2 separate regions of the Homo sapiens genome follow, and region 2 is linked to region 1. The links are chromatin contacts, found by Hi-C or POLR2A ChIA-PET in ENCODE. All regions are on one chromosome and are shown on one strand. Each heading gives the region's core, a stretch centred on a gene start or an enhancer-like site at or near the end of the contact. The rest is flanking DNA. Distances are from core to core; before and after follow the strand shown. Region 1 holds the start of UHRF1 (ubiquitin like with PHD and ring finger domains 1). Region 2 holds the start of TICAM1 (TIR domain containing adaptor molecule 1).

What was found. Hi-C counts contacts between places; a loop is a spot of excess contacts on that map. ChIA-PET counts read pairs that join two places held with the same protein, here RNA polymerase II (POLR2A). Pooled maps may share reads with other maps.
Region 2: a pooled map shows a loop between it and region 1 (8-fold over the local background). The contact joins the promoter of TICAM1 here to the promoter of UHRF1 in region 1. A Hi-C loop is called at or near these places in 63 of 168 maps with a recorded cell type or tissue (A673, CD4-positive, alpha-beta T cell, CD4-positive, alpha-beta memory T cell and 42 more), 13 of 37 single-sample maps with no recorded cell type and 27 of 50 pooled maps. POLR2A ChIA-PET finds 5 or more read pairs at or near these places in 27 of 52 experiments (A549, AG04449, AG04450 and 24 more).

Annotation. Positions count from the first base shown.
Region 1 is chr19:4,907,508-4,912,910 of GRCh38, forward strand. It overlaps UHRF1 (ubiquitin like with PHD and ring finger domains 1), which reads left to right and starts at 1,994. Exons shown (of 17, transcript NM_001048201.3): 1 at 1,994-2,148; 2 at 3,369-3,531. The coding sequence starts at 3,379. It also overlaps a transcript of ARRDC5 not described here. RefSeq lists an enhancer at 1,027-1,933 and silencers at 1,753-1,832, 2,333-2,852.
Region 2 is chr19:4,829,369-4,834,771 of GRCh38, forward strand. It overlaps TICAM1 (TIR domain containing adaptor molecule 1), which reads right to left and starts at 2,344. Exons shown (of 2, transcript NM_182919.4): 1 at 2,246-2,344. RefSeq lists silencers at 2,061-2,180, 2,191-2,480.

The DNA of each region.
Region 1 (5,403 bases), core at 744-3,243:
TATCTGCCTGCCTCGGCCTCCCAAAGTACTGGGATTACACGTGTGAGCCACCACGCCCGGCCCACACATTTATCATCTTACAGTTTGGGAGGTCAGAAGTCTGAAATAAATTTTAGGGGCAGGGCGGGTTCTAGGAGTCTTTCTTGCTTTTTCTAGCCACCAGAGGCTGCCCATCTTCCTTGCCTCTTGGCCTGATCTTTTTTTTTTTTTTTTTTTTTTTTTGAGACTGAGTTTTGCTTTTGTTGCCCAGGCTGGAGTGCAATGGCGCGATCTTGGCTCACCACAACCTCTGCCTCCTGGGTTCAAGCGATTCTCCTGCCTCAGCCTCCCGAGTAGCTGGGATTACAGACATGTGCCACCACGCCAGGCTAATTTTGTGTTTTTAGTAGAAACGGGGTTTCTCCATGTTAGTCAGGCTGGTCTCGAACTCCTGACCTCAGGTGATCTGCCTGCCTCGGCCTCCCAAAGTGCTGGGATTACAGGTGTGAGCCAACGCGCCCGGCCCTTGGCCTGATCATTGTAAAGCCTGCTTCCACTTTCCCATCTCCTTTGACTTTGACCTTTTGTATCCCTTTTTCACTTATTAGGACCTTTTAAGGACATTGTGCCCACCTGGATCACCCAGGAGACGCTCCCCAACTCAAAATCATTAACTGAATCACACCTGCAAAGTTGCAAAGTCCTTTTAGCTGTGTAAGGCACTGTATTCACAGATCCTGGGGGCGAGGACGTGGGGGTCTAGAGACGCATATCTTCGGGGGCCATGATCTGTCTCCTATATTAGGGACATAGCAGAAGTCCCACTGACCAGATAGAGGAGACTTAATAGAGTGACGAAGAAACTGTAAAAAGCTAAGTGGGAACTCAACATTTTTCTGCTCACAGCTCTCAAGGGAAAGACCAAAGTCCTCCCCGGTGGCCTTCAAGGTATTATATATCACCCCTCTGACCTCAACTCCCCCTCCCCTTTGCTCAGTGGGCCCCAACCACACCAGCCCCTTCCTGCTCCCTGGACACCTCTAAGCCTTTTCCGGCCTCTGGGTTTGACTTTCCCTCCTAGACCCATCTGTCCTTGGAGTCTCATCTCCGATTCCAGCTCAAATGTCATCTTCTCTGAGAGGCCCACCGCAGTGGCCCCAGTGAGAGAGTATCCTCTCTCCCCGCCTCCCACCACATGGCTGCTGGTCACTCTCCTATAAGGAATCATCTGAAATTATCTGCTTTAGTTATTCATTTCTTGCCTGTCTCCCCCAGATAGGAATTTTCCCTCCCTGAGACCACCAACTGGGTCTGCCATGTACACCGCTGGGTTCTGCAGCTCTGAGCAACCTGTCCGGCTGCTTTGTAGGTGCCCAGCACAGGTCACTCCTGTGCCCGCCAGGACTGGTCAGAGTGGAACAGACAGGGCGGAGGGGGCAGGGCAGCCCTGCCCGCCTGGACAGCCTGGAGAAGGCGGGAAAACGAGGCGGGAAAAGACAGCAAACAAGCCCTGCGGGTGGGTAGAGTGGGGAGCCCTGGCAGGCCCTGACGCCAGGCAGTGGGGCTTGGGGCGATCGGGCGAGCCATCAGGGTGCAGGTGGTCTCCTAGGGGCCCCCCACATTCCCTCGCAGTATTTACACATTGATTCCGGCCTTCTTAGACCTACTGGTCAATGCGTGCGAGTGGGGGGCTGCGAACGGACTTGGACTTAAGAGTTCAGGGGGTCTGTACCCTGGGGGTCCCCAAGGCTCCTGGGGTGTCCACGTGCGGGGGGTGACCAGGCCCTGCCACGCAGCCCCTTTGCACGCTGGGCGCGCCCAGCAGAGCGCGCAGGGCTGGGCGGAGCCGTGGCCCACTAGGCGGAGGCGCCGTGGACAGAGGCGGGGGCGCCCCCCACCCTCTTTCTCGCTTCCCGCCACTGCGTCGGCCAATCAGGAGGCAGGCGCCCGCCCCCGGCACGGCCTCCTGCGGCCCCGCAACTCCCAAATGCCGAGTTTTCGCGGGAAAAAAATCAGAGCAGCTGGCAGCGCGGCGGGCAGCGTTTGCCGAGCGGGCGCTCCGGGTCGCACGCAAGTCCGCGCGGGGTCCGGGCCACGCACGCGGTTTCATCGCCATCCCCAGCCGGGCCACGCGCGCAGGCAGACAAGCTGTTCGCGGCGACCGGAGAGGTGAGCGGGCGGGCCGGGTCGGGGTGCCAGCCCGGGCCGGGCGCACGGGGCTCGGGAACTTTGCAAAACTTTCCCGCGCGGCCAGCCCGGGCGCACGCATGTCCCGCACTCTGTCCCGGGATCCAGGGCCTCCCCTTCCACCTAACCCTCGGGAATCGTTCCCCGGCACACATCCGGCTGGAGCCGGGACCAGCGCTGCGTCCCCGGAGCCCGGCGGGGGGTCGAGCGCGCCGGGTGGGGGAGGGCCTGGCGAGCCGCCGGGGAGGATGTCAGGCTCCGCGCCTGCGCGCGGGGCGCCCCGCGATTCAATTGTCGCGCCCGAGCCCGATTTCGCGCGCCCTGAGTTCCCCGGGAGCATCTGGGCCAATGGGGAGCGAGCGGGGCGGGGCGGCCGGGTGCTGCGGAGCCAATAAGAGGCGGCTCAAGTGAAGGGGGGCGGGACTTGACGAGCGGGGGCCCCCTCTGTAGTCCCGGCGGCGGGGGTGGGCGTGGGCTCGCTGGCGCGACCCGCGCGGGCCAGTGGGAGTGCGGGAGGGACGCCGAGGGTCCAGGGTTTGGAGGGGCGCGAGCTGCCGGGGGTTGGAGGTCGAGGTGAGTCGCGGGGCGCGCGCGCTCGCGGGTGGCCGGGACGGGGCGGCCGGTTACCATGGCCACCGCGGGGCGGGCCCGGTCGCGCACGCGCGCGGGGGGGGCCGGCAAGGAGGGGGGGCGTGGGCACCGAGGGGTCCCGGGGTCCGCGGATCTCGGGTGGGGTTTTTCCCTCTCAGTGGCACTTGGTTGAGTTCCCCCGGGACTTCTGAAGTTCCGGCCCGCGCTGGACTTCTGGGATTCCCTCTTCCGTAAATAGGAATCCGAGGAATGAATGAATCAATGAATGAATGAATAAACGAACCAACTCGGCCACTTGGCCCGGGCCTCCTTTCTCCTCTGGTCGTGGGGAAGGAGGGATGGGTTGGACCTTCTGCTTTTCTTTCAATTCCCTCTTTTCATTCTCCTTCCTCCTCAATCTTCAACACTTGGCTAGTCGTTAATGCCTTAAGTGCTTAATTTGTTGTGTCTGGTCCTGGCCAGGGTCTGGCTGTACAGGAGGACTGGAAGGGCATCCTGGGAGTTTCCTGGTGTCCACAGGCCGGACAAAAGCAACCCCGACTCCTTAGAGCATGGCATGGCTCAGAGGTGCTGGTAAAACTGATGGGGGTTTTTGCTGTCCCTCCCCTCAGCGCCGACACCATGTGGATCCAGGTTCGGACCATGGACGGGAGGCAGACCCACACGGTGGACTCGCTGTCCAGGCTGACCAAGGTGGAGGAGCTGAGGCGGAAGATCCAGGAGCTGTTCCACGTGGAGCCAGGCCTGCAGAGGCTGTTCTACAGGGGCAAACAGGTACACCCGCCGCCAGCACCTTTGTTCTATGCCTGGTCCAGGCCTCGCGCCTCTGCAGCCACCAGCCGATACTTTCTCCCTCCCACCTCCCCCCCCAACAACCTCGTCCGGTCCCACTTCATCTCTCCCGGAAGGAGAAGTCCACAGAAACCTCAAATGCCTGCGAGAGGAAGGAACAAAGGGAGGACTCACAGATTGACACGCTGGGCTGGCGGCTGGCCCTCGAATCTATAGGGTCTGGGCTTTTAAACTTCTTTTTTCAAAGCTCCGCCTCAAAATAATGGCTAGAGAAAGAAGTTTTGGAGGTGGCCGATGGAAGGCTGAGGAATTTTCGAGAAAGGGCCCAGGACCATCTGGTAGCTAGGACGGAGGGGACCAGGTTTTCTTTTTTAAACATCCACCACCAATTGCTCTCAGCCTGTACCGGTTAAGCATCAGACCCTGCGAGTGTTTGTTTCTAAAAATTTGGATTAGCTTATTCAGAGTCTGGAGATGGCGCTTGCTAATCAGGAATTTCCGCCACCCTGAGCCTGCTGTGCTGCGGCTGCTGCTGACCTGGGGCGTGTGGTCCCCGAGGGGTCCACCGACCCTCGTCTCTTTCTCTGTTCTGTCTCCAGCCCCTCGTTGCATTTAAAATGTCCCCCTTTGATTTCATAGCTGCCACGTTTGGGGCGCTCCCTCCATTGGCACCTGGGGGTGGAGGTGCTACTTTGGTTGGTGTTTTTGTGGGGGACTGTGGGACCTACTGGGAGTGGGGTTTCCCGGCAGGATGAGACAGTGTGATCGAAGGTGTAGGTCCCATCTGCTGGAGTTGGTTGGACCGTGGGGACGGGCGTAGACTACTGGAACTGGATTAAAAGTCGTCAGTTGAGCTGCGTGTACCCCACTGTGTTGTTGTTGGATTTTGAACCGGGTACTGCTGCCATCTGGTGTCTAGGTTGGAAAATAAACACTGCGCCCGGCCAGGGGTTTTTGGGGGCTGGGAGGATCATGCCTGCTCACTCCAGATGAGACCTGATGATTAATTTCTCTGGCTTGCATGCCATAGGAGACCTTCATTAGCCCTCTTCCCGTAAGAGACGTGATGACTTGAGTCTTAAGAATCTGAGTTAACCCGCCCTGCCCCGGGAGGAGGCGATCTGGAGAACTTGGGGAGTTGACGGTGCAAGCCGCGTGTGTGCAGAGAAGAGGCAGGGCCGGGCTCGACAGAGGAGCTCCGCCTGGCGCTCTCTTCCTCCCTCCTCCTATGATGCGTGCTCCCTTTGTGGCATCCAAACTGATTTTGATTTGCCACTCAGCCTATTGGGTCAGCACAGAAGGCTTCATTTCACAAAGAGTTTCTGAAGCCTGCAAGGACCTTCTAAGTTCACAGCGTAGGTCAGTGGCGGGTTGGACTCTCATGCTCCCAAGTTCAGGAGAGGAGATAATGCTGAGTATCCACTCTATGCCAGCCACCGAGCTAGCATTTTAACTTTTGCATTTCAACCATGCAGGAATGGGAAAACACCTAGACACACCTGCCATGTAGATTTCACCATCGGTATTCTGACTTATTAGGTTTATCTTGAAGCGCTCTGTCTTTCTCTCTGCCCGCCAATCCATCTTTTTGGGATGCATTTCAAAGTAAGTTGCAGACACCAGTCCACCTTTCCCTTATTACTGCAGCACACCGTCAGTACCTAGAGCTCAGTATTTGTTTTTGGTTCTGTTTTCATTGATTTTTTTTGTTGTTGTTCCTATTTGAGACAGGATCTCACTCTGCCCAGGCTGTGTTGCAGTGGCACGATCACAGCTCACTATAGCCTCAGCTTCCTGGGCTCAAGCAATCCTCCAGCCTCAGCCTCCCAAGTAGCTAGGACTATAGGCATGCAC
Region 2 (5,403 bases), core at 1,094-3,593, 78 kb before region 1:
CTATTTCAGTGACTGCCCCAGCTTCCCCCGCCCGCCTCCCCTGCCCACTGCCACCTCCACCTTCTCGAGACCCAGCAAGTTTCATTTCTCACTGTCCATGGCTGGGACAAAGTCCACTCCTCACTCTGAAGAGCAGGCGCCTGGCGGGACAAAAACACCCATGGGGTAGGAGGGTTCTGGCTCTGCCACCTGCCGGCTTGTGTGGTCTGTTTCTCAGCCTCAGCTTCCTCATTTATAACACCCACATGAACTGGTACTTAGGATGAATGGGAGTCTGTTTTGAAGCTTTCATGCGAAAATATGGTTAAAAAGTTTAGATCAGTGCCCAGCAAGGAGCAAGAGCTTGATATAATAATATTAGTGTGACAATAAATATTGGCAGACTTTTTCTCTTCCTCTTCCTTTTTAAAAAAATTTTTGATTTTTAATTTCATTTCTTTTTTTTTTTTTTTTTTTTTTTGACACAGAGTCTTGCTGTGTCGCCCAGGCTGGAGTGCAGTGGCGTGGTCTGGGCTCACTGCAACCTCCGCCTCTTGGGTTCAAGTGATTCTCCTGCCTCATCCTCCTGAGTGGCTGGGATTACAGGCATGCACCACCACGCCCCGCTAATTTTTGTATTTTTAGTAGAGACAGGGTTTCGCCATGTTGGTCAGGCTGGTCTCAAACTCCTGACCTCAGGTGATCTGCCTGGGATTACAGGCGTGAGCCACCTGCCCAGCCCCATTTCATTTTTTTTAGAGACAGGGTCTCACTCTGTCACCCAGGCTGGAGTGCAGTAGTGGGATCACGGCTCACTGCAGCCTTGAACTCCCGGGTTCAAGTGATCCTCCCACCTCAGCCTCCCGAGTAGCTGGGACTACAGGTGTGCGGCACCACACCTGGCTAATTTTTGTATTTTTGGTAGAGACAGAGTCTCACCCATGTTACCCAGGATCCTGGGCTCAAGCAATCCACCTGCCTCAGCCTCCCAAAGTGTTGGGATTACAGGCATAAACCACTGCACCCGGCTAACTTTCTTTTTGAATTTTTTTGTAGAGGTGGAGTCTCGCTATGCTGCCCAGGCTTGTCTTGAACTCCTGGGCTCAAGTGATCCTCCCACCTTGTCCTTTTTAAATGTTTTAACCACCTCTCCCACTCTCCTTCCCACACTCTCATGCAGCCTTTCATGCATCGAATATGCATTTATTGAGCACCTACTAGGTCCAGGAACTGTTCAAAGTGCCACTGCATATCAAGGCAGGCACATCTACCCTCACAGAGCTCCCAGTCTGGTTCAGGGAGACCAACAGTAAGCGAGAAAATAACCCAAGATCATTTCAGAGAATGAAAAGTAACGTGAAAGCCATGAGCCGGGGGCTGTGTGGCTCTGAGAGACTGGCTGGGAAGGGGCTACAGGGGACCACGGTGGTCAAGGGAGGCCTTTGGGGACAGGAGGTAACATTGAGCTGAGACCTAAAGGAGCTGAGGGAGGAGGCTGGGTGGAGATCAGGGAGGAAAGCTTCTGGAAGGTGAAGCCACCTGCCCAAAGGCCCTGGGGCAGGACTGCGCCTGGTGAGCTGGAGGAACAGTAAGGAAGCCCATGTGGCTGGATAACCGTTAGGAGGGGGAGAAAGGAAGAAGGTGTGTGGTGGTACAGGGTGTGAGGTTGGGATCCTGGGTGTCAGGGAAGAGTTTGGGGTGTCAGGGAGGAATTTGGGGTGTCTGGGAGGAATCTGGGGTATTCGGGAGGGATCCTGGGTGTTGGGGAAGAATCCAGGGTGTCAGAGAGGGGTCCTGGGTGTCACGGAGGAATTTGGGGTATCAGGGAGGGACCTTGGGTGTCAGGGAGAAATTCAGGGCGTTGAGAGAAATATGGGGTGTGAGGTAGGAAGCTTGGGTGTCAGGAATTTGGGGTGAGAAGGAATATGGGGTTTCAGGTAGGAATCCTGGGTGTTGGGGAGGAATCTGGGGTGTCCGGGAGGAATCTGGGGTTTGGGGGAGGGGTCAGGCTGTCGGGGAGGAAGCCAGGGTGCTGGGGAGGATCCCGACAGTGGGGGAGGATCTGGGCCACCAGCGCGGGGAGCTGGAGGTTGAGGGGAACGTCAACCTCCCAACGCGCGGCGCCAGGCCCCCTCCTCCGCACCGGGGCCCTAAGAGGGAGGCCAGGTGGCCTGGAGCCCTGGCGAGCGGCACGGGCTCAGGGCCACCCCCCACACCCCCGACACCTTCTCCACCTCAGGCCCGTCCTCGCCCCTTCCCCACCTACCAGGGATCCGGGGCTGCCGGCTGCGCCACTGGGTCCTGGGGTCCTGGGGGCTGGGGCTTCTGCGGAGTTGCCCGCGGACCGTAGCGCGCTGAGGGCGCTGGCTCCACCCCGCGGCCCGCGCCCTGGGAAGGAAGCGCGCCGCCCCTTCCGCGTCCCGGGTGGGTGTGGGACGTGAGGTCACGGTTTCGGAGTCCTGCCCCGCAGCACCGGGAAAGTCCCCGGGTCGCCCCGCACCCATGCGCTCTCTTCCCAACCCTTGCGGTCACGTTCAGCAAGTGTGAGCACCTACTGTCTGCAGGGGGCCAGAAGAACTCGCATCTGCTCTCGGGGAGCCCACAGTCATCTGGGCGGGGGTCCCAGATGAGAAAGTAATCACAATTGTAAAGTGGGATCATCTCCGTTAGTGATAGGTGCTTTCCAGGAAATAAATGTAGCAGCTGTTTTTATTTTATTTCTCTTATTTTATTTGTTTGTTTGTTTATTTATTTTTTTATTTATTTTCCGAGACGGAGTTTCGCTCTTGTTGCCCAGGCTGGAGTGCAATGGCGCAATCTCAGCTCACTGCAACCTCCGCCTCCCGGGTCCAAGCAATTCTACTGCCTCAGCTTCCTGAGTAACTGGGATTACAGGCATGTGCCACCACACCTGGCTAATTTTGTATTTTTAGTAGAGATGGAGTTTCTCCACCTTGGTCAGCGTGGTCTCGAACTCCCAACTTCAGGTGATCCACCTGCCTTGGCCTCCCAAAGTGCTGGGATTACAGGTGTGAGCCACCGTGTCCGGCCTCCCTTTTTTTTTTTTTTTTTTTTAGTTGGAGTCTTACTCTGTGGCCTAGGCTGGAGTGCGGTAGTGCGACCTCGGCTCACTGCAACCTCCACCTCATGGGTTCAAGCGATTCTCCTGCCTCAGCCTCCTGAGTAGCTGGGATTACAGGCACGTGCCACCACACCTGGCTAATTTTTGTATTTTTAGTTGAGATGGGGTTTCACCATGTTGGCCAGGCTGGTCTCGAACTCTTGACCTCAGGTGATCTGCCCGCCTCGGCCTCCCAAAGTGCTGGGATTACAGGCGTGAGCCGCTGCGCCCGGCCTAATTTTATGATTATAATAATTATTATTATTTGAAACGGGGTCTCCCTATATTACCCAGGCTGCTTTCAAACTTCCAGGCTCAAGCAATCCTCCCGCCTCGGCCTCTCAAAGTGCTAGGATTACAGGTGTGAGCCACCGCACCTGGCCTATATTATTTTTATCACCACATTAAATAAGATCTAATAATCACAGTGATTTTGCCGTGGTGACAAGTGTCAGATGTGTTTCTGGTTGCAATGCAATCTGAAAGTATCTGTGGTTTTTATTAGGGACAAACGGACAAAGTCCCAGGTCCTGTGGTTGTCTTCATTAATAATTGAGGGAATGGTAATTATCAGTTAGAGTCAGTGAAAATAAAGATGTGAAATTTTTTTCCTCCATCAGAATTCACAGACACCCTGAACACCCCTAAGAGGCTCAGGGACCCCAGGCTGAAGTTCACCTAAAAGTTCTTGTAGGGAGATAGCAATGGAAGTTATGTTGATGTCAAATCCCCCACAGTTCCCCTTATTGAGTACTTCTCTCCAGTGAGGGAGAAATTTTATTGAGCACTGACTGTGTTCCAGGAACGTCTAGGCTCTGGGAATACAGTAGCGGGGAAGACAGAAATGGTCTTACCCTTCAGGGTCTCCAGGGCTGGTGGGGGAGAGAAAGTTAAACACATCCTCCTGGCCTCTCTGTCTCCCACCCCAAAATTACCAATTCAAGGAGTGTCTCATAGGTGCTTGTACCCATGCAAAACTGTGCCCAGACTTTTTTTTTTTTTTTTTTTTTGAGACAGAATCTCACTCAGTCACCAGGCTGGAGTGCAGTGGTGCAATCTCGGCTCACTGCAACCTCAGCCTCCCGGGTTCAAGCGATCCTCCTGCCTCAGCCTCCCGAGTAGCTGGGACTACAGGTGCATGCCCCCATGCCTGGCTAATTTTTGTATTTTTAGTAGAGATGGAGTTTCACCATGTTGGCAAGGATGGTCTCGATCTCTTAACCTCGTGATCCACCCGCTCAGCCTCCCAAAGTGCTGGGATTACAGGCGTGAGCCACTGCACCCGGCTTTTTTTTTTTTTTTAGAGATGGGATTTCACTCTGTCGCACAGGCCGGAGTGGAGTGGCGCCATCATAGCTCAAAGCAGCCTCCAATTCTGGGCCTCAAGCGATCCTCCTGCCTGAGCCTCCCAAGTAGCTGGGACTACAGGCACGCAACACTGTGTTGAATTATTTTTTACATTTTTCTTTTAGAGACAGGGTCTCACTATGTTACCCAGACTGGTCCCCGACTCCTAGCTTTAAGAGATTGTCCCAATTTGGCCTCCCAAAGTGGTGGGATTACAGACATGAATCACCGTGACTGGGCTTTGCTGGTCAACTGATCAATGTCCTTTTTTTTTTTTTTTTTTTTTTTTTGAGACAGGGTCTTAATCTGCCACCCAGGCTGGAGTGTAGTGGTGTGATCACTAATCACTGTAGCCTTGACCTCCTGGTCTCAAGCGATCCTCCCACCTCAGCCTCCCAAGTAGCTGGGACTGCAGGTGCATGCCACCATGCCTGGCTAATGTAATTTTTTTTTTCTTTTGTAGAGATGATGTCTTTCTATGTTGACCAGGCTGGTTTCAAACTCCTGGCCTCAAGCAATCCTCCTGCCTTGGCTTCCCAAGGTGTTGGAATTACAGGCGTGAGCCACCATGCCTGGCTTGATCAATGTCTTAAAACAACCGTTTCTCCATCAAAATGGGTTTGATGGTTCCCATTTTACAGATGAGAGAACAGGCTCAGAGAAGGTAATGGCTGAAGAATTCAGAATTCCAGGGCTGCAGATGGGTGAATTTGGCCACTTGCAGAGAGGTGCAGTTGCCCCCTCTCTTCTTCAGTGAAAGAAACAGGCCGGGTGCGGTGGCTCATGCCTGTAATCCTAGCACTTTGGGAGGCTGAGGCGGGAGGATTGCTTGAGCCCAGGCGTTCAAGACTAGCCCTGGCAACACAGTGAGATCCCATCTCTACAAAAATTAAAAATAAAGAAAAAATGAGGGCCGGGTGCAGTGGCTCACGCCTGCAATCCCAGCACTTTGGGAG